Linked DNA regions of Homo sapiens: region 2 is linked to region 1. Evidence: chromatin contacts called from ENCODE Hi-C data. All regions are on one chromosome and are shown on one strand. The core of a region is the stretch at or near the end of the contact, and the rest is flanking DNA. Distances in the headings are between cores, read along the strand shown.

The links. A loop is a pair of places that touch in the nucleus more often than their neighbours do. Pooled maps may share reads with other maps.
Region 2: a map of left cardiac atrium shows a loop between it and region 1 (3-fold over the local background). The contact joins two enhancer-like sites. A Hi-C loop is called at or near these places in 2 of 168 maps with a recorded cell type or tissue (OCI-LY7 and left cardiac atrium) and 3 of 50 pooled maps.

Annotation. Positions count from the first base shown.
Region 1 is chr4:85,146,276-85,153,459 of GRCh38, forward strand. No RefSeq gene overlaps it. Among named protein-coding and RNA genes, the nearest start is that of WDFY3, 180 kb to the left of the region's middle. Within about 2 kb of position 1,441, at least 2 of the 41 ENCODE cell types and tissues checked have a DNase peak (open chromatin) inside an H3K27ac peak, as active enhancers do.
Region 2 is chr4:85,554,970-85,562,244 of GRCh38, forward strand. All of the region lies in intron 1 of ARHGAP24 (Rho GTPase activating protein 24), which reads left to right. Among named protein-coding and RNA genes, the nearest start is that of ARHGAP24, 83 kb to the left of the region's middle. RefSeq lists enhancers at 245-294, 2,347-2,746. Within about 2 kb of position 2,447, at least 2 of the 41 ENCODE cell types and tissues checked have a DNase peak (open chromatin) inside an H3K27ac peak, as active enhancers do.

The sequences.
Region 1 (7,184 bases), core at 191-2,690:
CTGCAGTATGTGGCTTCCAAGGTTGCCTGTGGGATATATCCATTCCAGTCATCCAGAAGGGCAAAAGAACATGAAAGATCCTGAAAGGGAGGTTTGTCATGGGCGATGCATGGAAGTGGTACACATTGCTTTTGCTCACAGTACTGGATTCTGATTAGAATCCCGTTACATGGTCATACTTGAGTCAATGTTGGCTGTAAATGTAGTCTGGCTATGTGCTTAATAAGAAGAGGAAATGGTTGGTGAACAGTTAGCAGTCTCTGCCATAGTGATATATGTAAAGGGCATAGACTACTAACTAGCACCTGGCAGATACTTAATAAATATTCTTTTCTGTTTGTGTCTCTAAGTTCCTTCAAACCTTATGTAAATATCAAAAGTGTTTATTTGCTGGGATCAGACAAATGACATTTAAAATGGAATATATACATTTTGAAGCCATAAAAAATATATACTTTTTAGCTCAGGGGTCTTCCTTGGTATTCACACAGCACTTGCTTTGTGCAAAGGTCTTGGATCACTGGCAATCAAAACTAGAGTTCCTAGAGGCATTCAATGAATGTCTGTTGAATGCCTACCTGAACAAATATACCTCTCTCGATTTTAATAAAATACCATGACTGAGCCAGGGGGAACTAAACTGGCTTCCTAGAGACTATTGCCTTGCTGTCTAAGAATCGGTATTTAACTTTTACTTACTATGGGAAATGGTTGTATTTATAACCCAAACTTAAATTAAAATTTTAACTAAGTGTTAGCTAAAATTTTCCAGTTAATTTCATTGTTATTGAATTATTTCTTTGGATTTATACTTTGAGGCTGGATACATGTAAAAACTATTGATAATTTCTGCTTGTTGAAATCAGGCTTGTGAGAGTTCTTGCAAATTTATAAAGATATGTTTGAATCTTAGTTTTTCTTATTCTCTTAGGCAACTCATACTACACATATGGGCCTCGACTATTTAATCAATAAAACCAGATGAGGATAAAGACTAGGTTATATACTCATAGTGAATTTTAAATGGGGTAAAGAATGTAAAACAATGAATACATTTTCTGGCATGTAGTAAATACTCAGTAAATGGTAATTTTCTATTAATATTAATAGCAATAATGATAGTAATAGCACCATAATACTAATAATGGAAAAATAATAAACTATTATCAGGGAAGGGCATATTTTTCTCAGAGGCACACTGTAGATGTGCAATAGGATGATTAACCATCTTTGCCTCCCTAGAACAACACAGAACAAGGTTGGAATATGCTTCCCGTTATGCCAAGGGCAAGGTTTTGTTCTCACCTGAGTGTTTTGACACTGCATAATTTGATAGTAAACAAATTATGTCACGTTTGGCGTGTACTCCTTCATATTTTTGAAAAGCCACTAGAGGGTGCTACTTTGCTAGAAAAATACAAGTACTTCCTTACAGTAACATTTTCAGTCTGCAGCCGCGACGTCTGATGTTAGGGACTAGAACTGAGATCTCTGCTGTGAGTATCCGGATACAATTTATTCATTTTCTTTCGCTTATGTAGGAAGTAAATAGGAATAGCTTAGGTAAGCTACAAAAGTTGATTCAAATAAAATCCTAGTCTTTTATTTCAGTAAAGGTTCATACCCATTCTATTAGGAAAAAATTGTCAATATTTCTTACTAAACAAAATTGTGAGGGTAAATGACTTTCTTATGAGATATAAGCTGGCTTTAATACGTGTGCTGTGTTTTTGCTAGACTTCTGTTGTTTTAAGTTTGGTATAAGGATATTATTCTGTCTTTGGTAGTTTTTAATTATAAGGGTTAGTGAAAATGAAGATCATTTTGTATGATTTTGCTCTCTGAAAAATAATGTTTCAGTGAATCAAAGGTCACAAATATATTCAGGTGGCTGAGGTGCAGGTAAACTAAGCCTGTGACCTTCCTTTTTGTTACTCTGAGTGTAAAGTAAATGTTATGTTGGTGAGAGGTTGTGTTAAGCGTCAACCTCAATTATGAATAACGGCCTTTAGTCTATAGCTCATACTCAATGGCAAGTGCATCTTTGTGGAGGCAATTATCTAAGGATGAAACATAGTCAGCATGGGTCGAGTCAAAATATTTCTGCAAATTAACCATTGTCTTTTCAGCTGACCATGAGGTAATGAGATGAAAGAAGATTGTCAGTAGTTGAGTGAGAGGAATAAATATATGGGAGACATAAAGAATCCTAGTTGTGTAATAGATGTGAATTATACAAAACCTGGATGTTCTCATTTTTGATCCCTGATAGAAGAGTTAGCTTCCTGAGAGATTTTTGTCCTACTACGTATTACTTCAAAAATATAAGAGTTGGGGAAAAGGGTTTCTGATTTGTCTTCCCTTAGTGAAAGGAACACTAAAAAGTTTCAGACAAAATTATCTGAAAGAGTCTAGCTCCTCAAGTCTTTTGAGTTTCCTCTACCCTAGGTAACTAATCAAGTCTGGGTTGTACTTGATGATTAAACAAGAATTTGGTCACTGGGGTGGTGCATGGGGTGTGTGTGTGTGGTGTGTGTATTTCACACACTCACATATGTCTAATTACAACTTTAAGAAGTCATGTCAGAGAGTATCTTTTTATTCTCTGTCTTACCCTACTTTAATTTTCGGTGTTAATTCAGCGTTTATAGCTTGTTTGTATGATTATCTTTAGGAGCAGTTTTGTAAGTTAGGTAGTTATTGGTGGTGGGAGAAGGGGAGGAGTCAGTATATTCCGATTTTTTTCACTGTTGTTATGTTTTTCAACTCCATACTTTAAATCTTGTACAGATAATTTGAGACTGGCAACATTTAAGTGGCTCTAAAACACACAAAAAATTTCCATCTATCTTTTTTCATTAATGTAGATCATGTCTTTCTGTTTATTTAACTCCACTTTGGGATATAAATGAAATCAAACGGGGTTATATCCTTGTCCATGCTGGGGAGTACTTTCCTAGCACAGGACAGTTGGCTAAATAGTCCATACAGTAGATTAGAAGGGGAACTGTCAAACCTGGACTGAATTTTTACTGAGAAAATACCTCTATTTTAATTTGCCAGCTGTATAAAACATAGATTACAGAAAATAATATTGAATTGGAAGGTGGGGGGCAGTTAGCATTCTGGTTCTGATCTGTTCCTAAGTTGTTGGCTAATGACTTTATCTTGGGTAAACCATAGATATGGTTTATCCAAGCTTCAGTTTTTTATTTGTTTTTATCTTATAGGAAAGAATAGTGTCTCTTTTGTTCATATCAGAGGATTGTTGAGTGACATACAAAAAAAATGCCCTAAATTATAAAGACCAACAAAACTGTTGCCATGGTCTGTCAATGTGGTCATGAAAATGGACTTTATAAGATTCATTAAATACTATTGGGGAAATACCCTGCACCAGCGCTCTGACTTCTAATTCTACACATTGCTCCCTTCAAATGACCATACTGCATGTTTCAGCCTGACAAGAGATGCTGAATGTGTGATGATGGGGGAGAAAGGAAGAGGTAGCTCATCTTCCAATGTTGTGTACAGATTGTCACTGCCAACACCCTACAGCTGTGCTTTTGCTTTTGATTTCTTCATGCCTTTTATATGACTCAATTCCTGCTTTAAGGCACATTGTATTCTTGGCTTCTTAAGCTCAGATGCTCAAATAATTCCATGGGGTCCACTATATAAACTTAAAACCACAGTGGATGTGAAATTGGAAATACTAAACTTGGAACTGTTCTTTTTTGCTCATATTTTCTCATTTGATAAATTGAGGGAAGCAATGTTTTTCAGTAGCTCCCTTTGGTATAGCTCCATGGCTCTCAAACCTTGGATCTAGGCTTTTATTACCTCGCTGGACTAAGTATTGTTAGGAAGTCCTCTTCTTTTGCCTTGTACACCCTTAAACAAGCCCAATAAACGACAGCCTTGGTTTCCCTGTCTAAGCTGATCTCTCTCTCTCTCTCTCTCACACACACACACACACACACACACTCCAACATTATCTGTATGTATGAGGCAAGATAGATGGAGATTAGAGAGATCAACATATCCCTTTATTCCTTATGATTGATAAAAAACTAATATTGGAGAATGTGCCTTATGGATGTGGCAATAATGGGCATCCTAATAACAAACTGCAGGCCCAGCCAGAGTAAACTTGGAATCTCCTGGGTGACAGTCTGCCTCCGCTATAGCTAAAGGCTAGGTGGAACATGTATACACTTTCAGGGTAGCTGGCTCCCTCAGAAATGTGGAGGGAAAAGGGCTGAGCTGGCCGGGTGCGGTGGCTCAGGCCTGTAATCCCAGCACTTTGGGAGGCTGAGGCGGGCGGATCACGAGGTCAGGAGATCGAGACCATCCTGGCTAACACGGTGAAACCCTGTCTCTACTAAAAATACAAAAAAATTAGCCGGGCTTGGTGGCGGGTGCCTGTAGTCCCAGCTACTCGGGAGGCTGAGGCAGGAGAATGGCATGAACCCTGGAGGCGGAGCTTTGCAGTGAGCCGAGATTGCGCCACTGCACTCCAGCCTGGGTGACAGAGTGAGACTCCAACAACAAAAAAGGGCTGAGCTATGCCTACTTAGTTCCTCTCCCAAACTTATCAATTAAGTAACTGACTCCACGTTTCTAGGGTGAGAAACCTTGGGAAAACCCCATTACAGAAAACTGAGAAAAAGCAAATAACTGTCCTTACCCCCAGCCCCCAAAATATTCTCCAGGTGCTTGTTTTCTTATATTATGGAACCTAATCATCAGGTCTGTAGAAAGCAGATGGTTACCACTGATATCTGACTTCTGGTGGCTCTGCCTGGGACCACTGGTGATAGAGACAACATTTTCTCTTGGAAATATCCAAAAAGGTCAGTCTATACTAGAGCTGAAAATTCTCTCTCCTTTCTCTTCTCAATCCAAATGATATCCATCTAAATTGTCCAAGCTTATTAGAAATTTTGCAATGATATTTAATGACTACATGAGGCCATCCCAATAATAGTATGCCAAAACTAGATGTCCTAAACTGTTATATAAATCTCTGCCCATTATTAAATCCTTCAACAGTAATAAAAGAGCAAATTTAAACTCTTAAATGGTATAGTTCAAATGAATTAAAAACCAGACACACATATATTTCACTTTTGTTATTTCAAAAAAATTAGTGATAAAAACATCGCTTCCAATTTCTCATTCTGATCAGTGTCAGCAGAGAATTCTTGGTGGCTGGGGAGGATGAGTTTCCTTCAGCAGCTGCAGCTTGGATTATTTCTCACAGAATGGGTGTAGTTCTTTCACAGCTTCAGAAGTTGCATGAATTCAATGCCAAATTTTTGATGTGCCTCATTATTTTGAAGGGGGTTTACAAGATTATTATGACACTGGCCTCACTCACATCAGATTGAGAAAAAATGAATCTCCAGCCTCTGGAACAGTTTTCCCAGGGAAACTCAGTATTTAGTGATGCCAAAGATTATAAAAGACATTTAATGAGATCTGGGAATAGGATAGACAGTCTTGATTTTGGTTTAATCAGGATGCCACTGTATGCCAGTTTTTTAGAGTCAATGATTGGAGACCTTGCATTCAACTGGGAGAATTGGCCATAAAGACGTTACCTCTGGCACTAGAGAACTACCAGATCTTGAAGAAAAATCCATCTATGCACATGGTCTCTGCTACAAAAGGATATTTGAGACATGCTGGGTAAGCTTAGGAATTTGCAAGAGCTTCTGCATTCTTATCTGGCCATGTGTTTCAGGCATCCTGATGGTGGTGTAGTGTGGATTCTGTCTAGTAACATGTTATCCACTTTCTCCTCTGCCATGGTGGTGGATCCACTGGTCTTGCTATAAAATTGGTTAGTCCTCGGAACTCTTCCTCCTACTCATAACCAGTCCAGCTGGAGAGACACCCTCAGTAAATTTTTGAACTCAAAGTGTTTTTGATAATTTTTGAAATTTGAAGCCTTAGGGAGGTTTAGTGAGAATGGGTATCTCCATGTGTTCTTCAAGACAGTTGGTCTGGTACAAAATATGTAAAGTTAGGACCTCACACACATGTGCTCTGAAGCACTCATAGAACTTAGATGCCTGTGCACTTTGAAGACAATGCCTACATACATGGTTTAGAAATATAGAAAAATCAACAAAAACTGCTTCACCTCTTGTCACACACAGTGGGTAGTTTAAGGTCCTGATGTAGCAGCCAGCTTCCACAAGTCTTTTTGGCCCATGTGGCTTTATTTAAAGCCTGGGAAGGCTTGCTTGTGGAAAAACAGCTTCTCCCTATATAAAAATAGCCACACACCCGTGAACAAGCCACCATAAGCTACAGGTCCCCGACAAATTCAAAATCCTCTAGTGACCCATCCTTTTAAAGCCCCAGGTTTAAAGCTGCTGCTTAGGCTGCACTGATTATATGCACAACAACAGCTGTGAAAACCAGTTGTATAATGCAATACAAGCCCTTGCAAACCACCGAGGTCAACAAAAGACACAGCCTGATCTCTTCCAGTCCCTCAAGATTCAATTTTAGTTTTGCTACCCAAATTGCACTCCACATCTATCTCTTAATGTTCCTGGCTCAAGGCATCATATTCTAAACACTGTCTTGAATTCAACTTCCCAATCGTAGGTAGAGGCAGAGGCAGAGTCTGCCCTCTAATACATGAGGCTTGGGATAACACAACTGAATGTCTGCTCTCTGTAGTTAGCTGGATCACAAGGGTGGATGGCAGAAAGAGCTGGGATACTTGTTTCCAGTTCCTTTCTGAAACTCACCTGTCAGGTAACTCACTCCATCTTTGTGCACAAGAAGCTGGACGTATTTAGGATAAACCCCTCTTTGCGGAAAGCAGAGGAGTGAAGTTCTAGTCCCTCTCAACATGACCTGATTCGATTTTTCCCCTGTGGCCTCCTTTGATAGACTGTCTTGAAACAAGTGTTTCTTTCCAGAATAAAAACCAAACAAACACAAAGGACTTATGTGTTCTAAGTAATTGAGGAGCTCACCAGTTGAATGGCTTGACTGATGCGTCATCAATTTTAATTCTGCTGCAGAGGGTTTCCCCAGGTGCTTTACATATGCTAGCTGTAACTGATCTCTTCAAGCACTCAATGTAACACTTTTCTGGAAATGCTGGGTTAAGTCTTGCTTTCCAAAAGTAAGCTGGAAAGATTTCAAATAACATGGAT
Region 2 (7,275 bases), core at 1,197-3,696, 410 kb after region 1:
GCACCCAGCCAGTTCTTTCTTATAGTGGCTATTTCATCTAACTGCTCCTGTATCATATTTTATTGTAATCCTTAGAATTCTTGGATTGGGTTTTGACTTTCTCCTGAATCTTGATGCTCTTCGTTCCTATCCATATTCTGATTTGTATTTCTTTCATTTCAGTCTTTTCATCCTGGTTAAGAATTCCTGCTGTGAAACTAGTGCAGTTGTTGAGGAAATCAGACACTCTGGCTTTTTGAGTTGCCAGAGTTCTTGTGCTGGTTCTTTCTCATCTGTGTGGGGTGATTCAATGCAGCTGCCACACCCCACCATGTGCTTTAGTTTGAGTACAGTCAGTTGACTTCTTTTCAGGATGTTTTTGGAGGGTTGAGGCTTTGTGCAGGAACTTTATTTGTGGCTGAGTTCTTGTCCTTGGTTTCACAGTGTGGGCAGAAGGTGGCCTATATTAGCAAAGTATTTTTGTTGTTGAAGTTTGGGTTGTGATCAAGTAGGTGGTGCTTAAGCATAATGACCAGTAGGTAGGCTCTTGCTTAGTCACTTCACTGCTTTGTATTTCCTCATGACTGCGATATGCTCCCTCTCTGTGCTCTAAGAGTGTGGAATCCTCTCCCACTCAAGTCCTGGCTATAGCTCTTGGCTTGGCACTTCTTGGCTGCACACTGCAGCCCTGGGTGAGCTCAGGCTTTATGTTCCTTTCTAGCTGGGAGGCAGCAGGAGAAGGGACCTTGCCATGGGTAGGGACATGTGGAAGAGGGCCTTTCACTTGTCTCTCAGGTTTCCATATCAGAAAATGGCAGAGCCACTCCCAGTTGGGGCTATCAGCCTGGGGTGGGGTGGCTGCATTGTGGACTCAAGCCAGGGGGCCCTGCATATTGATGAGCAGAGAGGCCAGGTGGCTCATGGGGGGAAACTGACTGGCTTCTTCTTTTTAGGACAGCAGTGGCTGTCCTAAAGGAGGTGTGGTTAAATCACTGAGAGTCTTTGCTCCTTTTCCAGTCTGAGGGCAGCAAGGACAGTACCACTGCAATGGCAGTGGCAGAGGGGCTTTTGGTTGCCTCTGGAAGCTTCATCTCAAGAGAAACACAGAGCAACTGCTACTGGGAATGTTCAGCTGGTGGGTGGGGGTGACTGCAACTGCTGGCCCAAGCTTGGGGCCCGACTGGGTGAAGAGTGGGGGTTTGAGGGCTCACAGAGAGGAGAGCCTGAGCTTCTCTCTATATAATAACTGTGGTGTGCTAGAAGTATGAGTAAAACCCTCAGGTTCTTTATTTCTTCCCCAGACTGAGGGCATCAGGTACAGAGAGGCTGTTGGTTGCCTCTGGGATCACCTCCCCAGGGAAACACAAAGCCATTAGCAATGGGAATTCTCAGTTGCGGGTGGAGGAGCTCTTCAGTGATCTTGAGGCAAGACCCCTGCCTGGTGAAGAGTGGGGTGTGGGAGCTCGCTGGAAAGAGACTGGGCTCCTCTCCATATGATAGCTGCAGCTTGCTGGAGGTTTCAGCATAGCAACCAGGCCCTTTGTTCCTTCCCCAGCCCGAGGACAGTCAGGGCAGTACTGCTGCAACTGCAATGTCATACATGCTCTGGGTTGTCTCTGGGGTTTCCTCCTCAGAGAAATGCAGAGCCACCACTGACTAAAGTGTTCAGGTGGGGGCAGGTTAATCATATTGGGGGCCCAGGTCAACAGGCACTGCCGAGTGAAGGGTAGGGGAGGTGGGGACGCATGTGGAAAACAGTCTGGCTGCTTTTCTGTAAGGTGGCTGCACTGTGCTGGGCATCTCCATAGGTCTCCAACCACTCCACTCCCTCCTGAGCCTGAGGGCAATAGGAGCAAGGGCTGCAGGACAGCAAAAATGGTGCCCTGCCTCCCTCTAGGAGCTCTATCCCAGGAAAGTGTAGAGCTGCTACCATTCTGAGAGCCCAGGAGGGGGTCACTAAAGTCCCAGGTTTGGAGGCCCTGCCCAGTGAGCAGTAGCAGAGGTGGAGACCTATGTGGAACACAGTCTTGTCCCTTTTCCATAAGGCAGCTCTGCCGGGGGTCTGGGAGAGTCCCGAGTCACTGCACACCCTCTGGAGCCTGAGAGCAACAGGAGGGTGGGTTGCAGAGAAACAAAAATGGCAGGCTACCTCTCCCTCTGGGAGCTCTGTCCCAGGGAATTGCAGAGCTGCTCCCTGCCCAAGAACTCAGGTGGGGCTGGGGTGGCCTCACCAGCACCCCAGGCCAATGGGCCTTATCCTGCAAGGTGCAGTGGAGGCATGGCTTGCAGTCCATCACTGCTCAGCTGTGGATTTGGTTCCTTTCCTGCAGGCATGTGAGGGAGGCTGACCTTCCCCATTGCTGGACCTGCAGCCACTGGTGCCAGGGTGCCTGAGGATCCAAGGCTCCCAGGACTCCATGTGTGCTTGAGCAGGGCTCTGCCCAGACTCCCACGTAGTTCTCTGTGTTGGTCTGGAGGCCGCAGCAGGGGAGTTTGCGGGGATTTCCTGAGCAGAAGTGGTAGAAGTGTGGGTCCCTGAGGACTCTCACTTACTCACTGTTTCCCCAGTGTGGTGACTCCCCTGGCTCTGGGCCACTCCAGGTGGGCAGTTTTCCTGTCTCACTCTTCTCTGTTCTCTGTGGGTCATGCTGTTTCCCTGATGAATCCCAATGTGTTCACCTGGATGTTCCGGTTGAAGAGCTAGTGTCAACCCACCACTCTTTATTCTCTCCGTGAAAGCAGTGCACACTGGCTGCTGCTAGTCAGCCATCTTGGCCTCCATGTAGAAATATTTCTGTAATCATTTCCTAGCTTCCAGGTATCCTGGCATTTTCCCTGTGGATCTCCCAATTCCTCTGGTCACAGAAGACTACATATTCTTAGTGATGTCTTTTGATGAGCACATATTTTTTATCTTTAATGAAGTGTACATTATAATTTTTATGCTATTACTTTATCCTTTCTAAGTGAATCATTCCCTTTCCTCAGGTTACAAATGTATTTGGGTTCTCTCTCCATTCCTCTCTCACACCAGCTTGTCTCTGCATAGCGTCATTTTACAAATGGCTTTGCTAAAAGGGAAGATGAATGCCGCCAACCTCAGATGCTCATCCTTTCAGTGTCTTCCCTATCCTAAGGGAAGACTCTACTTGGCACTGTCTGAGTCACATGTCCATTTCCTGGGCCAGTCACTGTTGCTAGGGAGCTCAGGTTCTATGAGCAACTAAGTTCAAGCCCATCCCTTTAGCAAAGGGATGGTGGCATCAACGAGAAAAACATGGGATGAGGGAGAGGGGAGTCCTCAGAGACAGGCTCTTGGATACTTCAAATAACATATGTGCCACCAAACTTCTTAATTTTAAAAAATTATGTTTTATGTAGAAGATTTATTTCTCTTTCTCTAAACTGCTAATTAAATGTATTCAGGTGCAGTAAAGCTACATTTCTGTTTAGCATATCTAAAACTAAAGTGTGAAATAATCAGATATTTTGAAGTGCTAAAATATGTTCAAATTATATGTGAATAGCAGTACTTCATCAAAGATCACAGTTTAACACATCAAAGTCTACCATAATATGAATGATGCTATTATTTTCACTTTGACAAAAGTTTTTCCCTACCTTCCTCAGATTCTAAAAAAAAAAAAGTTGTGTTGTCCATACCTCCATATAAGAAACCACTGGGAGAGCAACTGTGGTTTAGTGATTAGCACAAGATTTATATACTTAGAAAGCCTAATCATTTTGCTAGGCTTTAGAGCAAGCCTGACGATGTTCCACCCACAGGATTAATTGACAAAAATGAGTGGTCCTTATTGGAAATCATTAAGTACCTCGGGGTTTTCATTTGAAGGAGAAAATTGGAGAGTTCATTGTAGACAAATGACTATCTCCATCAAAGTTACCCACTTGTAAAATATTTTCTTTGAAGTGTAGTTGAATAAATAGCTGGCCCCACTGAGGGGCTTGAAATGATAATGCAATCAACAACATTTGATTCTCCTAGGTCAGACTCACTAAAGGAACCTGATATTAAAAGTAGTGTTTCAGGAAAGCTTTCATCTTAGCTTAAAAATTATAGACATCAGGGAAAGTGCTGGAGGGGCTCTATAAATTATAGGCACAGCAGTTATTTCCCCATAATGAGGAAAGGACCCAGCTGACTTTCTCAGTGTCATACGGGCTTCAGCTTTCCTCTCTCAATTCTCTCTGCTATGTGCATAAAGCTCTCCTTCATTACTGCCATTGCTCTCCCATCCCTTGGGTATTATAATCCTATTACTTTTCAGATTTAGGTGTGGAAAACCTCTTAAAAATTAATAAATGAGTTCATTTTAATTGACAAATAAACATTATATACATTGGTCATGTACAACATCATGTTTGGAAATACACATACATTCTGGAATGGCTAAATTGAACAAATTAACATAAACATTACCTCACATCCTTATTTTTTGTGATGAGAACACTTGAGATCTACTCTTAGCAATGTTTAAGAACACAATACATTGTTATAGTCATGTTATACAATAGACCTCTTGAACATTTTCCTCCTGTCTAATTGGCATTTTGTATATTTGGACCAACATCTTCAGAAGCCTTCTGGGCCTCCCCAAATTTCTTTTCTTTGTGACAGTTTTTCAAAACAAAATCATATTAATAAACTATGGGTGAGGGAGTGGAGTACACACAAAAGCTTAAAAATTGAGATGTTTATAACATCATGTTTCTGATCCTATTTTGAGGGGTCTAGTCACAGATTCAATTAATAAATATAAAATAAGAGACATCCAACTTCTTTTCATCTTCCCTGCTTCAGGCTTGTTTTCTTTGTTTCTCTGTGGCCATATGATGAAATGATAGTTGCCGTCTTCACTTTCCATTAAAATAAGTTGAATTTCTCATCTTTTCCCGTTTCAGATGCCATTGCTTTTGGAAAAGCACTGGAGTTTCTATTTGATATTTAAGGGATATCTTCAGTTCTTAGTTTGTCTACAGAATTGAATTAGCAAAGAGTCTTTCTTACCTTTCCATATATGATTGGTTGGTTGTGACTGCCTAGAGTACTGGATTGAGATGGCATCTGGGGGTGAACACAGGTGATTAATTAATAATGTCTGCCTTGGGCTTCACAAGCAGCAGTTCTTTCTTAATCCCAATCAATGGTAAAGTATATGTTTTGATTTGATTTTTGTTTCTACTCAGGTTATCAGCATGGGGAATTCCAGTGGTTGTCTTTTTTATTTGTCCTTCAGATATCACTGTGGTGGTGAAGGGCAGTTCTAAGTATATATTAAAGTATTATACATATATTAAAATTAATATATATAATTTTCTCTCTAGTTGAATTAAAGCCATCTTAAGAGGGAAAAGATTCTCTCTACAATGTATGAGGCATTAAGTAGACAACAAAAGCTAAATTCTTAGGAGAAATTTCCTTTTTTATGGTTCATTTCAGTAAGTCATTTTGATTTCTTAGCAAATGAATACGGAAACGTTGAAGCTTAAAATATAATATGGAGATTGATGTTCCTGATCCATCCCAATATACACATCATTTTTTGCTATTGTCTATTCTGTGATGTTTTGAACAATTTAATCAAGCAACAGGATTTTGTAGTGTTTCTTCATGAAAATAACTGTACGTAAGTTCCCCCAGGTATGCCCTTCTGGTGACTATTTTTGACTTTATATTCGTGGCTGTTGTGCTTCATTTAATTCCCATTGTTCTTTTCATGGTTATACTTTTCATTTTCAAGAAGAAATGTTTATTTTTAACTCAAATCATGATTAAGAGTAGCATCCAGTGAGACAAATGGCAATCCACTTGGTTCAATCATTTTTGAAGTTCAGTTTAGCTTTAAGCCACTAAATTTGGGTTAGGTTTAAAAGAGAGAATTGGTCATGATGTCCTTGCATTTGTGTCTAGTAACAACGGCAAATGTTTTATGATTTTTGTACAGTACTCAGGATCTTTGAGGGCTTTGGTGTCAATTTTAATGTAGACCCCAAAGACTGACTGAAACACAAAGATGGATTGAAGCATTCATTCACTTATTCATCAGTTTGCCATTTATTTAACAATTATTTGAGCATTCACTATATTCTAGTTCATCTGATGGGTTCCAGGGAGTCTATTGTGGTGTAGAACACTGAGAAGTAATAAAAACAAGGTCTACATGTGATAAGGGTCATGTCCAGGATGGTATCATGCAAGGGGAACTTTCAGAGCGGGGTGGTGGTGGCACCAGGGAAGCCTTTGTAGAAGACCTGAAGGATAAATAGAAGTTAACCATGATGTCCAGGCAGTGGGAAAACCACAGGTGAAAGTCCTAAGCCCTTCCAGCTACTTTAAGAAATCCAATTGCTTCCCATAAACATATTTAGGCTCCTGGAATTTGTATCAGAGCTAAAACAATCTCTATTACATCCTTTGTTATTTTGGACCTAGAGGATTGATTCCCTTGTCGGCACCACATTTTGATTTATTCTTCAAGAAAAAGGTGGTATGGTGGAGAGTGAGGGGACAGAAAGTGAACTGAGAAAACTCATCTGTTTTCTTTAGTTAGCAGTTACTTTTTCCCCTTATTGTAAGTCACTAAGATCTAATTATTTAAATATTTTTCGTTATGTAGTTTTTGGTAAATGCACATGTTTGCAAAACCTTCTATATGTCCTTCTCTGCATCCTAGCTCTTGTATGAATCTTTAGCTATCTGGTATATTTTTTTACCATTTTATAGTTTTATGCTTTTTGGTAGTTTTATGCCTTAGGAGGTGTTCATGCATTCGACACGTAACTGTGTATTTAATGGCCACTCTCTGCTACCTCTGCTCAATACACTGGTTAGAAGGCCTCCATCCTCAAGGTGCTCATGTGCCAAAGGGGAGACAGAGAAATGACAAGGAAAACCGAATACAAAAGGGATTCTCGTGTGCTGTGGAAAAAATAAAATAAGGAAATATGATAGAATGTGGTGAGGGATGAAGGATGGTTCTAGTAAGGGAGGCCGAGGCGGGCATCTATAATAAGGCAACATTTGAACTGAGAATTGAACTGAGAATTGAATGGTGAGAAATTAGCTGTTCAAAGATGTGAGGGAAGTGTTCAAGGAAAGGTAGGCAGGGATTGTTAGGGGCCATATAGGCCGTGACAAAGAATTTGGATTTAACTCTGAGTGGAAGTGTTTAACTATTAGATAGTTTTAGAATGGTGGTAACATGACTTGATTTGCTTTCTAAAAGAAAATGCTAATGCTATGGAAAGAATCCATCATATCACTGTGCTAGGAAT